Linked DNA regions of Mus musculus: region 1 is linked to region 2. Evidence: chromatin loops called from intact Hi-C (ENCODE). Cell type or tissue: gastrocnemius. All regions are shown on one strand.

Evidence for each region. A loop is a pair of places that touch in the nucleus more often than their neighbours do. Peaks named below come from ENCODE experiments on the same cell type or tissue, not always from the same donor. Only the 100,000 strongest peaks of a DNase experiment are listed, where the experiment ranks them.
Region 1: it touches region 2 in a loop (2.4-fold over the local background); 3 of 42 quality-filtered maps call a loop at or near these places.

Annotation. Positions count from the first base shown.
Region 1 is chr5:129,909,559-129,917,558 of GRCm38, reverse strand. It overlaps Nupr1l (nuclear protein transcriptional regulator 1 like), which reads right to left. Exons shown (of 3, transcript NM_026916.3): 2 at 6,613-6,661; 3 at 6,278-6,474. Among named protein-coding and RNA genes, the nearest start is that of Nupr1l, 5.0 kb to the right of the region's middle. In gastrocnemius, a CTCF peak has its summit at 3,323 (motif pointing left); a DNase peak (open chromatin) is centred at 3,341.
Region 2 is chr5:130,135,202-130,143,201 of GRCm38, reverse strand. Tpst1 (protein-tyrosine sulfotransferase 1) reads right to left here. Exons shown (of 6, transcript NM_001130476.2): 6 at 7,469-7,994. It also overlaps a transcript of Kctd7 not described here. Among named protein-coding and RNA genes, the nearest start is that of Kctd7, 5.7 kb to the left of the region's middle. In gastrocnemius, a CTCF peak has its summit at 3,585 (motif pointing right); a DNase peak (open chromatin) is centred at 3,583; H3K4me3 peaks cover 253 bases; H3K27ac peaks cover 1,700 bases.

The DNA.
Region 1 (8,000 bases), 230 kb after region 2:
TCATTTATCACGACCCATTTTAGCTCCTTTTTCAATATAGGATTTTGTGGAGAGCTCTTGGTGCCGATTCAAGAATATTGGCGAGAATTTGATAGTGGGCTAGAAGAAAGAAGTAGGCTTGAGATCTCAATCATCTTGAGTCCCTAAGTACCATGGGATGTTTGTCTATGCCTTGCTTGATCCTTGACTACTTTGTTCTTGGCCTGGATCTGACCCTATTCTTCCCATAGACCTTGAATAACATAACAGCAGACTGAAAAAATTAAAGCCACTTCAGCACTTGCTGGGGTCATAGTGAAAGAACCTAGTGGGGAAACCCCCACTCAGCTCCCGATTCGGCGTGCACCCAAGAATCACGAATAGAACACACCTTGATGTAACAACACGAGGTATTTTAATGGCGGAGCTCCGGGTCGAAACATATCTCACACAGGAGACAGTGGATTCGACCACGAGGCTTGGAAGCTAGGGGTTTTTATAGAAAAGGAGTGGGGCTGGGGGAGGAATTGGCACGCGCGGTTTCACATGATTGGTCCATTTAAACATCAGCAGCCTGTAACATTTAACTTAGGTCAGAGGGGTGGGAGCTAGGGAGGCGATGGGCCTGCCCGGGCATGTCCTGGTCTGTTCTGCTATGTTCTCAGCCCCAGGTTTCAAAGCTCACAAACAACTCTTTGGGCTATTTGACATACATTACATGAATCACAGGTCTCAAGTTTTATTTCCTTTTAATAGCACAATGTTGTCTATCTTTTTCCCTTAATCCTCAACTCCCCCTCCACCATCCCCCACCCCCCACCCTTCTAGACCCTATTGACTGAGCTGCCTTGCTCAGGGCTTGTGTTTCAAGTTAGGCTAGTAGCCACTGATAATTTTAGAAGTTTATTAAAGTCAGGTGTGTTTGTAGTGCATACGTGTAAATCCTAGCACATGAAAGGCACATACAGCTCACTACAAATTCAAGACCAGCCCAGGCTACATGGTAAGCCCCTTTTCTCAACTATAAACATTTTTTATTGGATGGCAGCTGTGATGATTTGGAGCCACAGCAAGCAAATAAAACAAGTTTATCCCTATACAATTTAAATTTCAAGGTAGGGTATTGAGTGATTTTTTCCCCCCCCCGTAGGACATCTATGTGTCCCAGATAGAGAATGAATGACATGGTTTGGTGAACTAAGTTCCCTGGAGTCACCTGGAGGAGTAAAAAAATGGGACATGAGAGGGAGTGACAAACCATGACACAAAAAGCCCACTCTAGCCAGGCACGCCTTTAATCTTCAATCCCAGGACTTGGCAGAAGCAGGTGGATCTCTGCGAGTTCCAGGACAGCCGGGGCTATTACACAGACAAACCCATCTCAAAAAACCATGCATAAAATAAAAAGCCCACTGCAGATGTCAAGGGCGGTGGAGGAAAGCTGAATCCCCTGGATTCCGTGAACAAATTCCCGGCATCCTCTCCGCCCTGGATCTCCACCGCATTGTTTCTCCAGCCCCCAAATTAATGACCCCACCCCCACCCCAGATAGGGTTCTGTTTGCCCAGGGTGGCCTCAAACAAGCATAACCTTGAGTACTCCTGCCACCAGCTGCGAGCACTAGAAGTAAGGGGACCAGATTATTAACCTCAAGGGGGAACCTGTTGGTTTTTGTTGTTGTTGTTTGTTTGTTTTTCGAGACAGGGTTTCTCTGTGTAGCCCTGGCTGTCCTGGAACTCACTCTGTAGACCAGGCTGGCCTTGAACTCAGAAATCCGCCTGCCTCTGCCTCCAGAGTGCTGGGACTAAAGGCGTGCGCCACCACCGCCCGGCTGAACCTGTTGAATCTTGTGTTTGGCGGGCTGCCTTGCCTGAGACTTGGAACCGCCCCTCCTTCCTCTGGGAGGGGATGCTGTAGTTCAGAGGGAACAGCTTTGCAAGGGGAGACACAGGCTGACCTAAATCACATGGCGATGACTTGGAGAAAGAGCTGCTTGAGGTGGGGACTTAGGAGAGTGAGCCAGGGGGCTGGAGAGATGGCTCAGAGGTTAAGGGCACTGGCGTTCTTCCTGCGGTCCTGAATTCAATTCCCAGCAACCACATGGTGCTTCATAGTATTGATACTGGGATCTGGCATGCAGACAAAATAGTGTATACATATTAAATAAAATGAGAGAGAGAGAGAGAGAGAGAGCGGGAGCGAGCTCAGGTCATGACTCTGGTTTTTCGAGACAGGGTTTCTCAGTATATAGCCCTGGCTATCCTGGAACTCACTCTATAGAGACCAGGCTGGCCTCAAACTCAGAAATCTGCCTTGCCTCTGCCTCCCAAGTGCTGGGATTAAAAGGCCTGCACCACTATTGCCTGGCTGGGTCAGGACTCTTAAGAATGGTATCTGTGAGCCGGGAGGTGGTTGTGTATGCCTTTAATGCCAGCACCTGTGGGCAGGTGGATCTCTGAGTCACGCATGTGCAGACAGTACTTGTGGAAGTCAGAGGGCAAATTTGAGGAGTCTGTTCTCTCCTTCGATCATGAGGGTTGCAGGGATTGACCTCAGGTCATCATTTGGCAACAGGCCCCTTTATCCACTGAGCTGCCTATGTTAGCCCAGGGCAGAACTCTTCAACAGGACCAATTGAATAGAGTCCTTGATGAATCAGGAAAGCAAGCCACGTCTTTGTTTGTTTTGGTTTTGTGTTTCAAGCCAGGGGCTCTCTGTGTGACAACCTTGGCTGTCCTGGAATTTACTATGACCAGGCAAGCCTCGAACTCACAGAGGTCCAACTGCCTCTGCCTCCTAAGTGCTGGGACTAATGGTGTGCACCACCGCTGCCACTGCCGGGCTCCCAGATTCCCTTTTAAGGCTTATTCATTTTTATGTGTATGAGCAGCAGTTCTCAACGTGTGGGTGGCAAACATCACTGCCTGGCTGCCCTGTTGTTATTAAGGATGTGAGCATTTCAGGAGGAGGGAACAGCAGTTATAAAGACGCCCAAGAGTCCATGATTTAGAAGTGACAATTGGGATGAAATGCTCGTCTTGTTTTGGGGTATGTGATGTTAGGGATTGAACATGAGGGACGAGGCACACATTAAATAGCATTTGTACCAACTGTGTTAGATAACCTTGATTTCTGGAATATTATGCTTTTAGCCTACCCACAGGTTGAGAACCAATGATCATACGCATAAAAATAAATAAGCCTTGTGGGGTTGGGGGGAGCAGGAGAGATGGAGATGGCTCAGTGGTTAAGAGCACTGGCTGCTCTTCCAGAGGGAGGTCTGGAGTTCAATTCCCAGCAACCACATGGGGAGCCATGACCAACTATAAAGGGATCTGATGCCCTCTTCTGGCAGTCAGGTGTACTTGCAGGCCAAGCACTCGGAGGTGGAGGGTGGGGGGGTAAAGTGTGGGAAGCCAGGCAATGGTGGCTCACACTTTTAGTCCCAGCACTTGGGAGGCAGAGGGAGGAGAATCTCTGTGAGTTCCAAGCAACCCAGTCTACAGAGTGAGCTGCAGGACAGCCCAGGCTAGCTACACACAGAAACCCTGTTTCCAGGTTGGGGGTGGGGGTGGTGGTGGTGGTGGTGGTAGATGAGCCTCTGTTAAGAATTTTCATTTTCAAAAATATTGTTAAGCCCAGCCTGGTGGTACATGTCTTTAATTCCAATATTTACTAGAAATGGGTGGATCTCTGTGAGTTTGGTGCCAGCCAGGGCTACATAGGAAAGCCTTGCCTTATACAAAAACAAAAACAAAAGAAAAACAGAAAAGGTTGTTAAAATATGGACTGGCTTAAGCATACTTTTTATCATACCCCAAAGATAAACCCTAGGTATAACTGAACATGAAATCATCACTGTTGCCCTGACAACAGGAGCATAATTGCTAGGACCAGGTCACTTGGTTTACTCCTGGGTGATCTCTGCGTGTTACTCACACCGTGTTTGTTCTAGTTTCCTTTCTGTTGTGAAAATAATCTGGAAAAAAAAAAGGCAACAGGAAAGGGTTTATTTGGGTTACACTTATAGGCCACAGGCCATCTTGGAGGGAAGTCAGGGGAAGAACTTAAGCAGAAGCTTAAAGCTGAAGCCACAGAGGAACCATGCTTGCTGTACCACTTCAGCTACCTATCTGTTACATCTGAGGGTTTCACTAGGTAGCCTTGGCTGGCCAGGAACTCAGTATGTAGACCAGGCTAAGCCTCAAACCCTGACTCTGCCTCCAGAGTGTTGAGATTAAAGCCATTAAAGACACCAAGACAGGTTCAGCCAGTTTCTCCAGTCCAATTACACCGTCCCAGGGAATGGTGCTGCCCACAGTAGACTGGATTCTTTCTACTCAGTTATCAAGACACCCTCCCACCCACCACTGCCTTTGTTGGTGTGACAATCTTATACCTAGGGACTCCTTGCTGAGGCTTCCTTTCTCAGCTAACTCCAGACTGTGACAAAGTGAGCATTAAATCTAACTAGAGGCCTGGAGAGACAGCTCGGGGGTTAATACTAGTGTTCTGTAGTTTCAAAATTATATGAAGTTTGGTTTTGAGTATCCACCCTGCCTGCCCTTGGTTTTGAGTACTCACAGTGGACAGCTTACAACTAACTGTAATAATTACATCTCCAAGGGGATTTAGCATTCTCTTCTGGCTGCCAGAATACACCTGATATATATAGACAGACAGACACTTATTTTTAAAAAGCTAACTTGGAAATTATGAGAATCTCATTTTTTTTTTCGAGACAGGGTTTCTCTGTATAGTCCTGGCTGATCCTGGAACTCACTCTGTAGACCAGGCTGGCCTCGAACTCAGAAATCCACCTGCCTCTACCTCCGGAGTGCTGGGTTCAAAGGCATGCGCCACCATGCCCAGCGAGAATCTCATGTTTTAAGATAGGGACAGCAGCACCCATGTCAAAGAACTGTTGTGAGACCAAAGGGAACCCAGCAACTGTTGAATATCGCCTACTGTTAGTGTTGGCACAGGGTCTTACCAACTCCAAGCCTGGCCCTCAACTCACAATCAATGACCATAAACTTCTAATCTTTGATTCTGTAACTCCCAAGTCCTGGAACTTTAGGCACATGCTACCTACCACATGCCCAATTAATGCAGATTCTGTGGCTTGAATCCAGAGCATCATGCATACTGGACACACTCTACCAACTGAACTGTATCTCCAGTTCTGACAATATCTTATTGTAACACATATTAAAACCTTCAGCCTGATGCCGGGCAGTGGTGGTGCACGCCTTTGATCCCAGCACTCGGGAGGCAGAGGCAGGTGGATTTCTGAGTTCAAGGCCAGCCTGGTCTACAGAGTGAGTTCCAGGACAGCCAGGGCTACACAGAGAAACCTGGTCTGGAAAAACCGAAAAAGAAAAAGAAAACAACAACAACAACAACAAAATCTTCAGCCTGGGGTGGTGGTGTGTACACACATTTCAGCACTCAGGAAGCAGAGGCAGAGGTAGGCAGATCTCTTGTGAGTTCTTGGCCACCCCAGTTTAATAGCAAATTTTAGGATAGCTATAGTTATATAGAGAGGCTCTGTCTCATTCCCTCCCCTAAACCTAAACAAAAACCAAACTTTCAGAAATGACATTTGTGTAGAATTCTTTCTTGTACAATATCCTATCTTATGTCTCCCCCATTTCACTGTTTGTGGTGGTGGTGGTGGTGGTGGTGTGTGTGTGTGTGTGTGTGTGTGTGTGTATGTGCACACATGCATGTGCATGAGTACCTGTGCCCCCTTCATCCCTCCTCCCACCCCACCCCCGCATTCAAGTGCATGAGGGTGCCCATGTAGAGGCCAATATCAATCCTTTTTTTTTTTTTTTGGTTTTTCGAGACAGGGTTTCTCTGTGTAGCCCTGGCTGTCCTGGAACTCACTTTGTAGACCAGGCTGGCCTCGAACTCAGAAATCTGCCTGCCTCTGCCTCCCTAGTGCTGGGACTAAAGGCGTGCGCCAGCACGCCCAGCTACATCTATCCTTTTTAAAGGCCTGGAACACATAAATCAGGCTATGCTGACTAGCCAGTGAGCCCGGGAATCTTCCTCTACCTCCCAAAGGGTAGCATTTTAAGTGTGGGCCAGCTTTTCAAAAACAGGGCTTTTAAGGATCGAACTCGGGTCCTTGGGCTTTTTGCTGCAATCACGTTAGCAAACCAATTACCTCCTGAGCTTGTGATCGCCTCTTTATATGTCAGAGCCCAGAGAGTTGTGAACTGGAGACCAGTTACCTCCACAGTAACTGGAGCTGGAGGAGGGGAGGGAGAAAAAGCCAGAAGAGTTAAAATACATTCTTGCTGTGCTCTTTTAATTGAAAAACCCTAAAAAAGGCATACACACCAGGAAACTACTTACTTAACAATTAATTAGTGAGGAAAAACACTAGAGCAGTAAACTTAAAACCCTGTCAAAAAGTCCAGGTGACCAGCACGGAGGATCTTGGTTACAGCTGGAAAAGAGTTTTTAACAGGTCTTTCAGGTTTCCTGTAGGAAATAAGATGGAGACAAAAATCAGTGATTTCCCCCAAGTCGTAGGAAGAGCACTAGACACTAGAAGGGGTTTGTTTTCTCTCCTCTGGAGATGAGGTGGTTCACTCTTGCTCGTGAGATTCTGAAACTCACAATAATGCCCAGGCAGGACTCCAACTCAAGATCCTCCTGTCTCAGGTTCCTGAGTGAAAGGAAAAGAGGTCATAGTCACTAGTAGGTTGTTTTGTTTATATCTACACATATATATTTATATAGAATTTGTTTATTTTATATATGAGTACACTTGCTGTCTTCAGACACACCAGAAGAGGGCATCCTATTACAGATGGTTGTGAGGCACCATGTGGTTGCTGATAATTGAACTCAGGAACACTGGAAGAGCAGTCAGTGCTCTTAACCGCTGAGCCATCTCTCCAGCCATATATAAAGATGGCGTCTGGCTGGCCTCCAGCTCTGGGACTAAGGATAAGCATAACCAGGAACTTCCATGAACCTCTATCTCCCGAATATTAAGATGAGGGTCCTATTTACAGAGTGCCAGTGATTAATCCCAGAGTCTTATGCTTACTAAGTGAAAACTATCAACTCAACTGTGCTCTCAGCCTCCCCTTTCCTGTCTCCTATAGGTCAGGCTGGCCCCATACTATGTAGCCAATGGTCTCGAACTTTTTTTTTTTTTCCTGAGACAGGGTTTCTCTGTGTAGCCCTGGATGTTTTGGAGCCCTTCAGTAGACCAGGCTGGCCTCAAACTCAGAAATCTGCCTGCCCCTGCCTCCCAAGTGCTGGGATTAAAGGTGTGCGCCACCACCGCCCAGCAATCTTGAACTTTTAAATGTCTTGTTCATTTTTATGTGTTTAAGTGCGCGTATGTCTGTGTGATATACATGCAGCGTCCTCACAGGGCAGAATAGGGTGTTGGATCCCCCTTGAACTTGAGCTATGGACGGTAACGAGGCATCTAATACAGGTGCGGGGATCCTAAAAGGCAAGAGCTGCAAGGGCTCTTAATGGCTGAGCCATCTCTCCAGCCTCTGACCTTGAACTTCTGACCCACTCTTTCACTTTGCTAGTTCAAAGAGGCATAGAGGTGGGCACTATCATGCCCAGTTTCTGTCTGCTGGCTTGCTGGGTTTTGGTTCTGTCAACTCGACATAAACTAGAGTCATCTGGAAAGATACCTCTATTGTAAGACTGGTCAGAGACAAGTCAGTGCGGGGATTTTTCTCAACGCTCAGCTCACTGTGGGCGGTATCACCCGGGGCTGATAGTCCTGGGAGGTACAAGAAAGGTAACTGAACATGAACCTCTGGGAACTGTGCTTCCGGTTCCTGCCTCTGGGTTCCTGCCCTGACTTCAGGAAGGGCTGTAAGCTTTAAGGTGAAACAACCCCTTTCCTGCCCAAGTTGCAAGCAAAAGTTCACGGTGTTTATTACAGCAATTGGAAGCAAACAAGGAGGAGGGGCAGTTTTGTTTTGGGACAGTGCCTCAAAGAGTGTTCCTGGTTGGCCTCCAATTCCAGC
Region 2 (8,000 bases):
ACAGAAACAGGCACTCCCAGAAGGCTCTTCCCAGCTAGTCAGATGACCCATTTGATGCAGCACGTCTCAGTCACGCATCGACTGTGTGACCTCTGTTGGGGGAGGTTCCTTCAGAAGAAGCCCCGCATCTTTCCACAGCTCCAATAGGCTTTTGTTACCTGTCCCAATAAACCACTTAAAAGAGAAAATCAGAGATTTAATCAACATGGCCCACACTGCGAAGAGGAAATGGTCATGCCAATTATCAGATGAACTTTAGGCTTAAGTAGATGACAGATTGAGGCAGAGGCTATGCACTAGTCAAGATGTGGGTTGTCTTGGTTTTGATTCTGTAAGTTGGTCCAAAGAAATCCTTTCAAGCTGATTAGGATAATTCCTACTCCAGGTGCGGCCTCAGTATCACAGATAATTTTTCCTATGGAGTGGTGGGTGGGTGTCTATTCTGTGAGCCTCTGCTGGTCCTAGAATCCAAGATGACTTTCAGATTTTGAACAGCAACTGAACGCCTTTCTAAGCCCCTGAAACAGAACACTGTCAAGAGGAGGCAGTTAAGATGGCTCAGTCATTCATTCTGTTGCCTTCCGCGGTGAAGGGAACTGGGGTAGGCTAAGGCAGATACTCAAGTGATTCGCCTGTGTGGAATCAACCAGGACTTTGACACAAAGAAGAAGGAGACGAAATGAGGACAGAGATGTGAGTCTGGGTTTTGTGTGTGAGGGCATCCAGAAGAGGGCCTCAGATCCCCTGGAGCTGGAGCTAAATACAGGAGGTTCTAAGTTGGCCAATGTGGGTGCTTGGATCAGAATTCAGGTTCTCTAGAAGATCAGCAAGTGCTCTTAACCACTGAGCCATCTCTCCAGCCCCCTGTAATCAGTTTTCTGTGCTGGAGCTTTCTTCTACTTCTGCCAAGAATTTCCTTTAGGAATGCACTTTCCCATTTGGTTTCGTTTATACAGCTTAGGAACTCCAAGGTCAGCAGCCTGGGATGAGGGCTGCTGGGAAAGTAGGAAGGGATAAAGGGGGAGGTCTGGGAAGGAGGGCCACTCGCTGGCAGCATGCAGTTACCAACCGCACCACTCTGGGAATAACTTCCAGCCAGTTCGCAGGGCAGCTGCAGAAGAGTAGGGGGCCTCTGAGGATGGGCTAGGCAGCACATGAAGATGCAGAAATCTCAGAGAATAGAGGCTGTGATACCTTGGAACTCCACCAAAGAATTATGTCACATGACACCAAACCCTGAAATTAGGCGCTGAGTTAATCTTTTTGCCAACTCTACCCAAAGGAAACTTTTTTTTTTTTTTTTTTTAAAGAAAGGAACCTCATGTGCTCACTCAGTTGCTATTTACTCTCCTGATTTTATTTTTCTTTATGCGTCTCTGGGTGCTTCTGGACCTGTATATGGGTACCAGCAGAGGCCAAAAGAGAGGGTCGGATTCCAGGTGGTTGTGAGCCATTTGACTTGGGGCTAGGACCTGAACTCAGGTCCTCTGGAAAAGCAGCAAGTGCTCTGCTGAGCTGTGCTTCCAATCTCTATTTTAACCTGAGAATGGGTCTCACTCACATATCCCAGATTGACCTGGAGCTCCCTAGGCAACCCCGGATGAGTTTGAACTTCTAATGGCCCTGTCTGCATCCCCCGAGGATACACCATCGCGCCTGATTTACCAGCTCTGAAGTTCTGACGTTTGCAACTGAATTCCGCTGAATCCTTTTAGTTGGCTGGAAAATGTAAGGCTTGAGGCACTACTACTCCTGAGGCAATATAGGATTAAACAAGCAAGAGCGTAGGTTAGCCAGCCCTTTCTGCCCAGAGCCACAGAGTAAAATCTTCAGACTTGGCAAGCCTTTTGGTTTCTGTCATTGTAGCAAGAAAGCAACCACAGACAAGAAATGAGTATGTGTGGCCAGCCAGATGTGGTTTTCTGGCCAACATTTACCACCGCTGGGGAGAAAAGGGATGGAAATCTCAGCCCAAACCAGCTCCATCTGACTTATATACATGAGCTTCTGCCTCGTTCTGGATTCACATTGCAATTATCTAGTGGGGAAGACCAATAAGGAGCCAAGTCCCGATGGCATCAATAGTGCTAATCGTTACTCAAAAGGATACGTTTAAGTAGTAAGTCATTAGAAAATATGTTGAGCAGGGTGGGTCCTCATGTGTCTTGTATCCCCAGCCTTTGAGGCAGGAGGATTAGGATTAGCAGTTCAAGGTGGTCCTCAGCTACCTAGAAAATTCAGTGCTAGCCTGGGATACATGAGATCATAGCTTTAAAAAAGATAACCAGGCAGAGAGAGAGAGAGAGAGAGAGAGAGAGAGAGAGAGAGAGAGAGAGAGAGAGAGAGAGGAGAAGAGATGAAAGTATTATACTTACATAGGCATGCCAATGACACTATTCAAAACCATAGGGACAGAGCTCACCTGTAGGATTAGAGAATTCAATCTTTTGGGTTCCCCCAACCCCCTTCATCCATGTTTTGGGACTGGAGAGCTGGCTCAGCAGTTAAGAGCACAGACCGCTCCTCCAGAAGATTGGGAGTCAATTCCCAGCACCCACTTGGTGGATTAAAACCCATCTGTTAACTCCAGTCCCAGGGGACCCGACACCCTCTTCTTGCCTCTTTGGGTACCAGACACTCACATGGTACACAAACAGAGATGCAGGCAATACATATAAATAAAAACTTTAAAAAATGGTCTTTGTTTGTTTATAGTAGAGTCTCGTGTAGCCCAGGATGGCTCTTCATGCTCTTATGCAACCCAAAGAGACCTTAAACTCCTGATCCCCCTGCCTCCAAGTCTGAAGTACTGGTATTTCAAGTGTGCACCATCACATCCAGCTTAATAATAATAATAATAATAATAATAACCCCACTGCGGGGGACATTTTGTAGAAAAAACCTTCTCCTTGTTATTTTTTAAAAGTTTAAAAGACTTATATGTATGAATGTCGTAAGTGCACATAAGCATGTGTGTGTGTGTGTGTGTGTGTGTGTGCGTGTGTGTACATGCACTAAATGCCTGCCTATTACCAGAAGAGTTGAGCAGAAAGTAGTGGATTCCCCCAGAACTGGAGTTACACATACAATGTGTGTGCTAAGAACTGCACCCAAGTTCTACCCAAAGGCAACAAGTGTTCTTTTGTTTTGTTTTGTTTTTTGGGGGCAGGGTTTCTCTGTGTAGCCCTGGCTGTCCTGCAACTCATTCTGTAGACCAGGCTGGCCTCGAACTCAGAAATCCACCTGCCTCTGCCTCACAAGTGCTGGGATTAGAGGCGTGCGCCACCACTGCCAGGCACAACAAGTGTTCTTCATCACCAGGCCATAGCTCCAACCCCACTTTCTCTTTTTAAAAATAATATTTTCATGTATTTTTTTTCTTACGTAGTCTGTGTATTTGAGGCCCAAAGGACAACGCGTAGGAGTCGGTTTTCCCAGCATGTGGGTTCCTGGGATAGACCTCAAGCTGCCAGGCGTGACCTTAGCTGCCTTTACTCACTGGGTCCAAAGTGGACAGAACTTCCATTTGTTCATAATTCTTTCCTATGGCAAAAGTTTTTCAGATTCGGCAGTCATTCCATGCTTGGCCAGCAGAGGGCACTTTAGGCTTTTCCTATCAGAGCCAGACCACAAGGTCAGAATTCTACACTACGTAACACCAAACAGTGGCTATGCTGTGAAAATCGACCAACTCTAGATTCTTAGTAATAACTCTGGAGTGGATGAGACACACTTATTTATTTTTCTAAGAAGATAGGGCCAGGTATGGGAGTGAGCTCCTAGCACTTGGGAGGCCGAGGGAAGTGTTCAAAATCATCCCATAGCTGGAGGCCAGGGTAAGCCCCAGACCACCTCACAAAATCAAAAGTAAAAAATATTAAACACAAGTCTTATATAAGCATCGTACATATGTACATACATACACCACACACACACACATGCCTACAAATTGAAAATAAATAAAAACAAAAGGACTCAAAGCAACAACAAAAACCAAGCCAGATTTTAAGGAAAAAAGAATGCCCTGCCTAACCAATTCCCTACCAGCCTGTTTTTGGTAGTGAATACTAGAAGCCTTGTGACTTCGTGAAATAAGGGTTTACATTAAAGTCCTAAGGACTTTAATCTACCTGGAGTCCTTAGGACGCAATCGTGCCTGAGAAATGACTGAGTCCAGGGTGGTATTTAAGAAGTTCCCATGAGTACTAATGACGAGTTAACAGAAAAGCTCCTGTGGAAAGATGCTGATTGGCAGGTAATGACTGAGTAGTGATGGTCACTGGCAGGTCATTAAGACCTGGCTCTGGGTCCAGGCCACTGCATTCGCACCCCACCCACAACACTTACTCAATGGGCGACTTTGCGTAGGATGCTTGATTTCCTTGAACTTATTCATGATCTTGACAGACGTGGGTCTCAGCACAGCATCCACCCCGAGCTCCATCGTTCAGGCTCCAGCTCCGGGCAAAGCGGTTTGCCCTGGCCCTGGTTCTTGAGGCGCTCTAGGCGATCCTTCTCAGAATGGCTGGTTATCGGATGTAATACAGAAGGGCTGTATGTTATTTTCTCCTTGCATTCTTTATCGTCTTATTTTTAAAAACAGATCTTAGGTTTTAAGTGTACGGGTGTTTTGCCTGTATAGCAATACATGCCTCTAATTCCATCACTTGGGAAGCTAAACAAGGTGTATCATGAATTCAAGGCCAGCTTAGGCTACGTGAGACCCTTTCTCAAAATAAGAAGATTAGAGAAAGGCTCTACTCCTTATTAATACTTGCTTTTCTTGCACAGAACCCAAGTTCAGTTCCCAGGACCCTCACAGTGGCTCCAGCTGACACCCTCTTCTGGTCTCCTTTCACACAGCACACACATGTGACTGCTTTTCCAAAAGTCCTGAGTTCAAATCCCAGCAACCACATGGTGGCTCACAGTGTACTCATATACATAAAATAAATAAATAAATCTTTTAAAAAAGAAAAATAAATTAAATAAATAGATAAGCCGGGCAGAGGTGGCACGAGCCTTCAATTCTAACACTGGGGAGGTAGAGGCAGGCGAATCTATAAATTCAAGGCCAGCCTGGTCTACAGAGTGAATTCCCGGACAGCCAGGGCTCCACAGAATAACTGTGCCTTGAAAAACAAACAAATAAATGAACAATAAATAAAGTGCAGAAAAGAATATCTTTTATCATTTGGAAAAGAATTGCCTTTCTTCATGAAGCTCAAGAAATATATTCTTAGCCGGGCGTGGTGGCGCATGCCTTTAATCTCAGTACTAGGGAGGCAGAGGCAGGCGGATTTCTGAGTTCAAGGCCAGCCTGGTCTACAAAGTGAGTTCCAGGACAGCCAGGGCTACACAGAGAAACCCTGTCTCGAAAAACCAAAAAAAAAAAAAAAAAAAAAAAAAGAAATATATTCTTAGACCAGAGCCAGGCATGGTGGCTCACATCTAAAATCCTGGCAGAAGGGTTGCTACAATTTTGGGGTTAGCCTGGACTACACAGTGTAGTTTACCTTGGTCTACAAAATGAGACCTAACGACCACCAATGCAGAGGGAGCAGAAGTTAAGTTTATGATCTAACTCCCAGCACTAGCCAATTTTGTCAAAGGCCACAGCAACTTTCCAATTGGATGCTTGCACACGTATTCCCTGCTTGCTGCTTACAATAAAGCCTTGCCCCGATAGACATTCAGGGCTCCCACACACACCAAAACTGTCCTGTGTGACGGTGGTACGTTGTGGGAGCTTGACTAGAATAAAGACCCTGCTGTGAGTTGCATCAGATCGACTCCTGGGTGTGTTTTGGGGGATCACTAACATTTCCCTGTCAAACCATGACCACTCTGCTTCCTGGGCAACCAGACGCGACAGCCACTTTCCCTCGCCTTCCCTCCGTGATGGACTGTAAGCCACAAGCAGCTTTTCTTCCTATGAAGTTGTTTCTCTCAACTATCTTGGTCACAGCAATGCAAAGGAAACTAGCACAGGTGTCTGGTTTTAGAAGAAGAGCTAGGAGAATCTTCCAGAGGACACTGGACTTGCAGAGACCTCAGGACAGAGAGGCAGCTACCAGGTCAGGAGCAGAGGGGAAGACATCCTAGGGAAAGAAACAATGTACAGAGGCCTATGGAGGGATGGAGCCGAGAACTGGGGCTGGATCGCAGGAGATGGTGGTCTCCACTCCCAAGGAGAGGAGGCCAGGGCAAGAGTGGGACTGGTGCGTCTGCTGAGATTATTTACTGTAATGGTGTCTTCACAGAGGGCGAAGTCTTTGATTAGGGTTGGGACAGAGGAGCTGGAGGTTAAATGGATAAATTCAACAAATATTTGACGGTGGGATCAAAGGTCTTGTATTCTTGTATATGCACGGACGGAAAGAGAGTGACCTTTATGTGTCTGGCTGAGTGACAGGGCAGAAGGGACTTTAGTTAGTGACGCGGATATGACCAAACCGGCTGCAGATGTGAAACCGGAACGCCACATAAAATATCTTGCCCTGTACCTGGCAGAGGAAACATAATCGATACTTGTGGTTACTATGTATTATCTCCGCTATTCTGTGTTCCACAATAATGACTTACGGCAAAAAAGTAGCATCTTTGACCTTAGACACAGGACGCCAGAACCAACTGGAACAGGACTCATAAATGAATGGCAGCAGGCCTCTGAAATAAGTTACAGAAAATGTCCCTAGGTGACTGAGCATGAGGCCATGCACTCTAACCACTGTGCTCTGGAGGCAGAGGCAGGCAGATCTCTGCGAGTTCCATGCTGGCCTGATCTACATAGTGAATTCCAGGACAACCAACCAGGCATACAGAGAAACCCTGTCTCAAAACAAATATACAGAATGTCATTAAGAAGTGATCGTGCCAAGGGCTAAGGAGATGGATGTCTTAGCAGGTAAGGTGATTGCTGTGAAACCATGCGGTTGTGAGTTCAGATCCCAGCGCCTGTGTAAAAAAACGCCAGGCATGCCGGCTGTGCTAGCCTCTGCAACCCCAATGCTGGAGAGGAAGCGCAGGCAGATTCCTAGGGCTGCTGGCCAGCTAGTCTAGCAGCCAGCCCAAAACACAAGCTCCAGGTTCACTGAGAGACCTTGTCTCAAAAAATATGGTAGAGGGTGACATAAGATACCGGACATCAACCTATGGCCACACACGCACACACACCCACGCGCATACACCCACGTGCACACACACACACGTGAACCCACACACGCACGCGCACACACACACACACACACAAGCACACACGCACGCCCGCGCACACACAGACACAGAGGGAAGAAAGGGAGTGAGAGTAAGGGAGGCAACAGGGCAGGGAAAGCGAGCGGGGACTGTTGGGGGGGGGCGGGGACTGTTCCGGGGGAGGGGGCGGGGCAGCTATAGCACAGCCCACAGGAGTCGGTTTAGCACTGTCTCAGGTCTGTGCTCTCAATGACAGCACTGAAAACGGGACCATTGAGTGCTTCACATTTAAGCTTTTATTTTGAAAAATAAAATACAAAAGTCATTAGGTTGTAAATGTATACAGTAATTTCCAAACGTCTCTGAAACAATACAATGAATTATTTAAATAATTAAGGTATTTACTATTATCCACATCGATACGTTTCAACAGGCACGAGTGTTCTACAAAACATCGGAACGTGTACATAGAACCTATTCGGAATGAGACTGCCTGATTTTGTTAACAGAATGCCAACTTCAAACTCTCCTTTCCTTGAAATTAAAGACTGGAACCTGGGAAGGAAAGACAAGGACAAGAGGAGCTGTGACAGAACTGTGTCCCTGCTGGGCTCCTCATCCTGAGGGCCATGCATGTTCCTGGGCTCAAGAGCCATCACTTGGGGAGGCCCGGGTGTGTGACACCCCCCCTGGGGACAGGAGGCTGGCAGGTGAACAGGAGCGATGGGCACAGACACTCCTTGTCGCAGCAGACAGCCGTTCCCGAGATTTCCCTTCTGTAGACAAGGCAGCAGTCGTCCCTAGGA